Linked DNA regions of Homo sapiens: region 2 is linked to region 1. A link is an interaction called in ENCODE POLR2A ChIA-PET data of the cell type or tissue named here. Cell type or tissue: GM12878. All regions are shown on one strand. Region 1 overlaps LINC00607 (long intergenic non-protein coding RNA 607). Region 2 overlaps BARD1 (BRCA1 associated RING domain 1).

Region 1 (5,000 bases):
GGGCAACAGCTGGTGATAGCAGAACCAAGACATGAGAACTAAGAATAAAAAGAAGTTTAGTGGGAGCTTGTAAAGGAAAATCTTCATCATCTATTTATTAACGAATGTTAATATTAAGCATTTGTTCAGATATAGACCTGGTCTGAAGCCTTGGGTTTTAGCTGTCTACATCAGATATCATCTTCTTTTCGACCTGGCATTAACTTGAGCTGAGAGTCATCTTCCGGGGAAACATTCCACTCAGGAGATACAGCCTTTTTTGATGAGAAACATGGATCTAGGAGTCTATTTTTTCTCATTTAACAGCACGAGGTTTAGTAAGGGACACTTTGGAAGGGCCCTTCTACTTCGGTCAGAAACAGTCTTTTAAAATATGTCATTTCCAATAAACAAAATTCCCTGGTTAAAGACTGTGAGTCTTTAATTCTTCATTTCCTGAGAGGTCTCTAATAATCTTTTACTAGATTATAATTTTTAGTTAATTGTTTCATAAGGTAATAACAATAAGGGAACATGTCTCCCTTTACAATTAAGGAGTTACAATTCCATGGGGACAGATTCATAGGTTTGCCAGTTATAGCAACAACTGACATTTTCTAAATGAGACTGATCTTAGGTTAAGAAAAACCAATGGAAGAGACTTTGGCCATGGAATCTTTAAAACTTCTGTTATTTTTGCCAATTGAATCTTAATTATTCAATTTGTATGCTCCACCAATCTAAATGATTGGGGATGACACGCACAATGAAAGTGTTGGAGGAGAGGCCAACTTTTACATACTGACTGAATTTTCTGTCTGGTAAAATGAGTACCTCTGTCACTGTGGAGTTTTAAGGGAGCTCCCCAAGTCAGAATAATCTTTCCTGAAAGAATTTTACTTACTGCTAAGGCAGTCAGTCAGTCACTCTTCTACATGGATAGACTTCTAATCAATGAGAAAACATGCAAATAATCACTAGAACATAATGGTATCCTTGCAGTGGTGGCAGCTGAATAGAATCTAATTGTCGTACTTCATAGGGGCCTTCAGTTAAAGGCAAATGTCCTCGGGAACTGTGTAAAGGTTTCCCTAGATTATATTTTGAGCAGATACATGGCAGTGATTGTATACCTTGTGAGCTATAATCAGAGATGGTTTTTGAAAGTATTGTTTTCCCCAAGCAACCATTTCATCAAGGCTCCAATGAGTTGAATCACGTCTATAGGTTAAAAATGACGACTGTAATTCAGCAGGAAGCATAGGTAAATTATTTGGCCCACACCACACCTCATCTTTGGGAGAGTATGTTCTCCTTTTCGTCTTCCAATTTTCCTGTTCAGCTTCTGGAGCTCTGTACTTAGCTCATTTTTTGTCAAATTCAGGTGCTTCTTTAAAAGTTAATATAGGTTACTTTTCTTGTTTAGATGCATTTAGTGCAGCTCTTTTTGCTGCCTTATCAGCTAGCTGATTTCCTTTGCTTTCTGGAGTATCTGATTTGGGGTGATCTGGGATTTTAATAATGGGCAGTGATCTTGGTATAATAATAAGCCTTCTAGCAATTGTGAAATAAGGTGTCCAATTTTTACAGACTGGTCAGAAGTGGTTAAAAACCTTCTTTGTTTCCATAGCATTCCAAAATCATGAGCAACTCCAAAAGCAGATCTGCTGCTTGCATGAATATTAGCAGTTATTCCTTTTGCCAGTTGACAGGCCCTGATTAATGCTACCAGTTCTGCTTGTTGAGTGAATGTGGCTCCTGGAAGGCAATCACTTTCTATTTCTCCCATTAAAGATACTATAGCATAACCTGCACAATAAGTCCCAGATTCATCCTTTAAGTTAGATCCATCTGTAAACCAAACAACATCAGTGCTAGGAAGGGGAGTCTCCTGGAGGTCTGTCTGGGAGAGAGAAGCGGTTGGTTAAGATTTTGCAATCTTGTGCCCTCTCATCTGAAGCCAGAGGTAGAAGAGTGACAGGGTTTAGATGATTGGACCTAGAGATTGTAATGTGAAGGACAGAATTAGGGGGATGCTGACCTTTAACAGTCATCTATATCCTTAATCCCCTAGAAGTTCGCCTGTTCAATACATCGGTTCTACTTGCTTCTGGAGTCTCAATTACCTGAGCTCACCACAGCCTAACATTTGTTGCATATTAAAGCAGTTGTCTTTAATTCAGAAGTGGTTTTGGAGAGCTTTATGTCTTCTTCCTATAGGGAAAGAACTTTGTCAGAGCCTCTCTTGAAAAGGTCTAAGTACCATTGGAAGTAACTCTCCCAATTATTGTTTAATTTTAGAGCTGTTTTTCTAGTTGTGTGTGTAAATAAACTAATTTAGGTATTTCAAAAGTATCTCATTTTGGCCATTGTAGTTTGGTGTCTTCACGGGTTAAGACTATTTCTCTAGATATTGACAGGAGGTGGCCCCATAAGTATTGCCTAGGAATCCAACTGGAGTTTCCATAGGTTGATCTCTCCTTTCAGAAGGAAGATGTGGTTTTACATAGATAACTGCCCATAAATTAAGTTCTTTTTAAGCTGAAAGTGAAAGATGTTTTGGATGTGGTGTGCTGCCCAATGAGGATTACTCCTCAAGGTGTCACCTACGAGTTGCTTCTCCCCTCTTACACATCTTGGCAAAACCCATGAGTCCTGGGTGCTTAAGGCACAGGGAGAGCAGCCTTTCATGGGGCCCCCTGGGTTAAGCAAGATTCCCCCTGTGTTCTTCTTTGAGGATTGCCTATGGGACCATTGCACATCACAAGCAATGAGCTCAAACACTCCCACAGGAACCTAGTTGCCTAAGGTACATTTTGTCCAGGAAGAATAGTGTCCCTTATCTTCAGGATTTATCTTCATTCTGATTAAAAGCTTTTCCCTGGCTTTGGCCACTCAGAAGGGACTTTAGATATGTCAAATGAACCCAGCTTCCAAGTTTAGCCAGTTTTTTTTTTTTTTAATTACAAACTTTGCTTAAACCACAAAAAAATTCACTTCCTCTTTTCAGAGAGAGAAATGGTTTCCTTTCCTGACCATAGTGCGAATGAGAGCAAAGGCTGCACAAACTCTAATGCATAGTTCAACAAACAACTGTTAACCTAAATCTATAGGACAGGCACAGTAGCTCATGCCTGTAATCCCAGCACTTTGAGAGGATCACTTGAGGCTAAGTATTGGAGATGAGCCTGGGCAACATAATGAGACCCTGTCTCTACAGAAAGTAAGTTAGCCAGGCATGGTGGCCCTGCACCTACAGTCCCAGCTTCTCCTGAGGATGAGGTGGGAGGATTCTTTGAGCCTAGGAGTTTGAGGCTGCGGTGAGCCATGAGTGCACCACTGCACTCCAGCCTGTGCAACAGAGCAAGACTCTGTCTATAAAAAAAAGCAAGACTCTGTCTATAAAAACAAAACAAAACACAAAATAAACAAAACAAAACCTGCAAAGAGCAGAATCTCTAGAGAACAAAACCCAAAACCTTACCTGAAAAGCAGAGCTTTAATTCCAGCTCTATTGAGCGTGGAATTAGGTGGCTTGAATAAGGTCTGAATATCAACAAAAATCAGGGAGATTTGAACTTGAAGAGGAACCTCACCAGAGACTCCTCCTGGCTCTAGTGAGGTCGAGTGAACAAAAGTCATTCATGCTAATACCAGTGCCCTGACTGTTGTTGGTGAAATGGTGGGGATCACTGGCGGCTTGCTTTGGGTCCCATCTGGGTCACCAAAATGTCATCCTAAAATAATCAAAAGGGTCAAAATCTAGTTTAAAGTGTTCAAATGCAAAGTCTGAAGATAGCCACCTAGGAAGCACAGATTTCAAAGAATGGAAGTGAGTGTTCTGAAGTGTCGAATTAGTTTATCTTTGGCCAGTGGCAACCTATTCAAGTTGTCTTTTGAATCTTTTGAGCAATCTCAGTAATCTCTGAGAGCCTCCTCGTTGTCTAGTATGACAAAATGTTCTAGGCTCATCCTCTACTTTTCCTTTCTCAGACTTGGAATCAGCCATTTTTTCTTTTTCTTTTTTTCTTTTCCTTTTTTTTTTTTTTTTTTTTTTGAGACAGAGTCTCGCTCTGTCACTCAGGTTGGAGTGCAGTGGCAAGATCTTGGCTCACTGCAACCTCCACCTCCCAGGTTCAAGAGATTCTCCTGCCTCAGCCTCCTGAGTAGCTGGGATTACAGGTGCGCACCACCACGCCCGCTAATTTTTGTATTTTTAGTAGAGATGGGGGTTTCACCATGTTGGTCAGGCTGGTCTTGAACTCCTGACCTCGAGGAGGGTGATCCACCCACCTCGGCCTCCTAAAGTGCTGGGATTACAGGTGCATGATTGCTTTGATTTGGAAATGATGACTAGAAACAGCAATATGAGAATTAAGACTCCTCATTGCTCTTAGGTTGATCTTTTCAGAGGATAGAGGTAGGAAATATATATATATTTTTAAATAAAATACATCATGAATTTATATATATTCAAATATAGAATAGGACTTTTAACTCAATCTTCTGCATCTTACGTTTGTATTTCCTTTCTCTCATGACAAAAATCCTGGTTTCTGATGGCACCAAGACAATTACTTATTTGCTTAATCTCACAATGCACACGACAGTCTCAGAATAACAATACCTACCACTAGCTGCAGTGATTTGATAATTTTAAGATTTATTTGCAGTTCTTTTTGTCCACAGAGTATATCTCAATAGAAATTTATAGTCAGTTTACAATGTTTCAAAGTCATTTGGAATAGTTCCTCTATGTGGTTTTGCCATCCATCTGATACACAGTTGTATTTACTTGACTAATTTTGCTCTCAATTGTTAAGTATCTGATTTTGTTATGTTTAATTTTGTTTTATAATTATGCAAAGTATTTACACTGTACCAAATTCAAATATACAAAACAAGGTATATTCATAGAAGTATTGCTTTGACCCTGTCCCTTCTTTTTTTTTTTTTTCCCTCACTCTGTCACCCAGGCTGGAGTACAGTGGCATGATCTCAGGTCACTGCAACCTCCTTCT
Region 2 (5,000 bases), 1.1 Mb after region 1:
AAATTTATGATATAATAATATATTTTTGCAATAGAATTTAACCTGCTTCTCAATGCATTAAGTAAAATAGCAAATTACACATCTTGTAATGTGAAGAAATATATTTCTACATATAAATATGCTGATAGCCAGAATTTTTACTAAAATGTCAAAAATAAATAATTGCTAAATGATATTTATATGGAGCCAGAATTTAATGACTGTCGACAGTATTTAATGAGATATCTCAAATCTTAAATGGAAACATTTAGCCTTTATTTTATATTTTCAGCCTTTATTTCATTGTCCTTTCACTTTTCGCTATGGAAGTTTCAAATTTCAAACTCATTTCTCTGTTCTTTTACTTAAGTTTTCCAAAAATTGCAGTGATAGTATGCTACTGTTTTTTCATTTTTGTCATTGTTGTAGGCTGCCTATTGTGATGTCCCTTTTTACTAAAGTTTAGTGCTGTTATAGTTTACTCGACTAAAAAGTCTAAAATATAATCATTTGCAAAACACTTGTTTTGCTTTTACAATCTGGGTGTTGATTTTTAATAGAATCAAAGGAAATTCTTTAATTTTTATTTTACTTACATACTGTTATCTTGAGTGACACACATCCCTAATTTAAACATCTTTAGTTTAGATCTAATGACATACTGTAGTAGAACATTTGTTTTCATATAGAATAGTGATGTTTGATTCTGTATTTTAATTTTTTTTTTTTAGGATATTTTGTATTGACTAAAAGTGGTTAATTCTGATTCCCATAGCTATTTCAGTTACAAATAGCCATTAATTCCAGAATAATAACAACCCTTTTTTCCCCTCCCTCACTCTGTCACACAGGCTGGACTGCAGTGGTGCAATCATAGCTCTTTGCAGCCATGAACTCCTGGGTTCAAGTGATCCTCCTGCTTCAGCCTCCTGAGTAGCTGGAACTACAGGCACTCACCACCATGCCTGGCTAATTTTTTTTTTCTTTTTAGTTGAGGCAGAGATCTCACTTTGTTGCCCAGGCTGTTCTTGAACTCCTTGTTTCAAGCGGTCTTCCTGCTTCACCCTCCCAGAGTGCTAGCATTACAAGTGCGAGCCACCAGGTCTGGCCTAAAAATTCTTTAAAATGTGGATCTGTTTACTACTCTGGGATTTGAAGAGTGAGAAAATTCTAAGTATGGCTTTCCATGCAGAGTTAATAATCGTCTCCTCCTTTGGACATTTAACAGATCTCCATTTTGAAGTTTTCTTCCATCTTCATTGTATTCTCTCATCATTTTTGTATAACTGTGGATTCAGGAACACCCCTCCTTTTTTTAATTTCCTTGCATTTGTGTTATCTTTTTTTATTATAGGAAATGTAAGCTTAATATAAAACCATGACCATCATCAGTGGTCCATGCAGCTAAAACAGAAATATACATCTACTGATGTATATGCTTTTATGAGGTAGGAGGAGAGAGTGGTTATTAGCAATTTAGAATAAAAAAATACCTTCTGTACAGTACAAGTTTCTTTATAGAAAAGTGTTGTAGCCCTGGAATTCATAAGCGTCATTATTATGCAAAAATTCCAGGCTTTGCTAAGGTAGACAGAGCTACCTTAATGACTTTGGGTTAATCAGTACTTTAGAAATGGGGCTGCTTACCTATATGTAAAAAATTAATAAGATCTCAGGAAAAAAGGAAAGCTTACATGAAATGGAGAACATGATCAGGAATACACCTGGGCTAAAAGAATCTCTAGTTGTAATAGCTAAGTAGTTCATCCGTTTGTTTCTGCGAAGTGATAGCTTCAGTCAAAACCTTCAACTATAAAGGAACATATGAAAAGTAACAAAGATGAAATAAAGCATACATTTTATAAGGTTAGTGGCTTGACACATTTTCAAGTATGTATCATTCTGGCATATGCAAAAGTTATGTTTACGTAAACTTACTCATGCAAGGTAATTTTAGTAAGGAAATTATTAGCCAAGAAAGCTAACTAAAATGTGGTCTTATATTTGTATTTTTGCTTTTTTTTTCTTCAAAAGGAAGTAGAAGAGTTCATCTTTCTACTAAACTGATGGAATAATTATGGACTTTATTAACTGTTTATTACAAATATAAAATAGTTTAAATCTTAAAATGTAACTGTGTTTTAAATGGAAAATAGGTTAAGAATTCTTGCTGCAGATTGCTTAACTTTTATTCAGTAAATAAAACCTTAAAATGTTAGTCATTATTTAGGCTTGGGTTAATTAAGTAATGTTTGGCTGGTAGATTCTTCCAGTGCATTGATAATGTATCACCATTTGAATTGCTGAAAGTTTATTTTAAAGCATTTCATTCTTATTTACTTTTCAGTAAATCAACTCAATTGATTTGTCTTAAAAAAAGGTTCAGTAGGAAGTTGATATGAATTTGTAACTGTGGTATTGTCTCCGGAGTAGGTCATCATTCTGAAACTCACAGTTTCAGATAACAAGTTAGACAGTGGCAACCTTAGCATGTCGGATTGAGTAAGCACATTGATCCAACTAAAAATAAAGATGAACAAAAAAACTTGATCTGTGACATGGAGGATATTTCAGTTCTCATCTCAGTTATGTCACTGAGAAAGCCACTTAAATCTCTTGGGACTTAAGTTTCCTTATCTATAAAAGAGGTTGATTAGACAAAGCATCAAAAGTTTCAAATCGGCAGGCTGAGGACTCTGAGGGCTGAAGGAAATACAGTGTCTGGTTTTGTCTAACATAATTAATTTTTATATATTTAGGCATGATGTTTGTTACAGTCTCCATAGCTTCCTACCACCTCACACCAGGTTCTTCACACATTTATGTAATCTACCTGGCTTTTGTAGGCATTTGAGTCGCAATCCTTGAAGTAGTTGTCACTCCCAGCTTTGAAAAAATTCTAGAGATTTTCTATGCTATAACAGCAACTTTAACAAAACACTTTGCCACCCTTCAAATGTAGTTGTAGACCTGGAAACATCCTTTCTTTTCAGGAAAAGAAAAAGAGCTACTTTCATTCTTCCTTAGTTAGTCTTAGGTGACACAGGATTCTGCAAATTGTTGCTTGGAGTAAAAGCATATTAGAGAAATGTATTTGTTTAACTCAATCATTGTAACTAGAGCATTGGATTTGCTTTACTTTACAGAAACTTACTACATAACTCCCATGAAACAGAATATTTAATGAATTAAGACTTACACTGGCTCCTTCTCATGGAAGTACCATGCTGCTCTGTTGGTATCTGCCATCTCATTTTTTTGATGCCATACTTACTGGACTGTAGTATCTATTAAGGTTAAATTCTGTTGATTGACTAATGCCAGCATGTTTTCAGGAGGAATAGATGCCATTTTAATGTGTTTCTTGTAAATAATCAGTCAAATAAACCCATAAAATGGAGAAGCAGCTGGCACAAGCACAGCCTACTTAATTCTGCAATTAGACATTAGCCATTCATTCGATACAGTAGATATCATAAGAATGTTCAGTCCTTGGCTTTCTGTGCCACCATATGCAGTTAAAGATACAATTATGAATACTCTGTAAGTACCATTGGGAAGGAGATTTGGGAAGGGGAATACCTGCTTACGTAATGAGGAAAATAAAAAAATCACATATAAAATAGTGAATTTGAGTTAACCATTTCACTGGATTCCTGATGGTTTTTTATTTGATTTTTAATATAGAAACAATATATGACATAATTCCAGCACACTGGCAGTGCTTCTAGTATGGTATTTTGACCCAGTCAAGAATTTTGAGTCTCATTTTCAATGTATAATAAAATTAATATTTATATTACCTTTATTAGAAAGGTTTTTAATTCAGTGAGTGGTTATTAAAATTTATGCCTTTTTTAGAGTATAATTTTTATTATATGTAAACAATTTTCAAAGCACATTTATGATAATTTAAAATTATAAGATTCGGAAATTCAGCTTAGCAACCTTGGGTGAATATGACTTTCATATTAAAAAAATGGGGGAGAGAGATCTGAGAGCCAAATAAAACACAGATAAAACTAACAAATTAAGATTGACATGATGGGTAATCATAGACGTCCTGAGTGTGAGTGTTGAATTTGAATTTGCATTAATGACCCAATTCAGGAAAGACTCAGCGTCTTGACAAACCTCTGCTTTTGGAGAGATGGAGTATTCAGTTGTTAGTCTTCTGACCTTTTTATAATAAACAACATCTTAGAACACTCAATTTAAGCAGCTTTTAAGCATTTGACATATTCACATCATGCTAAGATAATACCCAAGGTTTATCTTGTGTACCACTAAGTTATATTTCAGTGTGAAATACACAGCCTTTAGAAAACTAAGCAGATTTAGGTTCAAATTCCCATTCTGCCACTTAATGGCTGCATTCAGCTTTAAGCAAGTTGACTTCTTAGCATTTCAGTTCCCTCCCCTGAATTGGAAGTAATAAACAGTAAATCCTCATTGTTTGTGGATTCTGTGTTTGTGAGTTTTCTTACTTGCTAAAATTTTTCTTGTAATCCCCAAATCAATACTCACAGTGCTTTTGTAGACATGTACAGAGTAGTGAAGAACTTTAGTTGACAAACAAGTGTGTCCCCAGCTGAGGTCAAACAAGGTGATACTTTACCTCCTCTTTTCAGCTCTCACGCTGTAAACAAGTGGCCCTTTCACAGTCTGTTGATGCCATGTTTTTTGCATTTTTGTGTTTTTGTTGCTGATTTTATTATTTAAAATGGCCTCATAATACAGTGCTGAAGTGCTGTTTTGTGAGTCTAAGCTCAAGAAGATGGTGATGTGCCTTTCAGGGAAAATATTAAATACTGTGTAGGATAAGCTTTGTTAAGGCCTTAATTGTAGTACTGCTGGCCCTAAGTTTAATCTTAATGAGTCAACAGTATACAATAAATAATGTGTATAAACAGAAACATACATAAAACAAAGTTAAGTATTGATCAGTTGATGGAAATGCTGGAGCCACAGGCCCACAGAAATGTAACCCTGTATTTCCTTTAACAGCAGTGTTTCATTAT

Evidence for each region. ChIA-PET counts read pairs that join two places held together with the same protein. Peaks named below come from ENCODE experiments on the same cell type or tissue, not always from the same donor. Only the 100,000 strongest peaks of a DNase experiment are listed, where the experiment ranks them.
Region 2: POLR2A ChIA-PET joins it to region 1 with 6 read pairs; 1 of 35 experiments calls an interaction of 5 or more read pairs at or near these places.

Annotation. Positions count from the first base shown.
Region 1 is chr2:215,809,793-215,814,792 of GRCh38, reverse strand. The region is part of intron 1 of LINC00607 (long intergenic non-protein coding RNA 607); the gene reads left to right. Among named protein-coding and RNA genes, the nearest start is that of LINC00607, 31 kb to the left of the region's middle. In GM12878, no CTCF peak of the experiment used is centred here; a DNase peak (open chromatin) is centred at 3,022; H3K4me3 peaks cover 1,419 bases; H3K27ac peaks cover 1,240 bases.
Region 2 is chr2:214,734,952-214,739,951 of GRCh38, reverse strand. All of the region lies in intron 9 of BARD1 (BRCA1 associated RING domain 1), which reads left to right. Among named protein-coding and RNA genes, the nearest start is that of BARD1, 72 kb to the left of the region's middle. RefSeq lists enhancers at 2,435-2,634, 2,675-2,724. In GM12878, no CTCF peak of the experiment used is centred here; a DNase peak (open chromatin) is centred at 2,511; H3K27ac peaks cover 2,052 bases.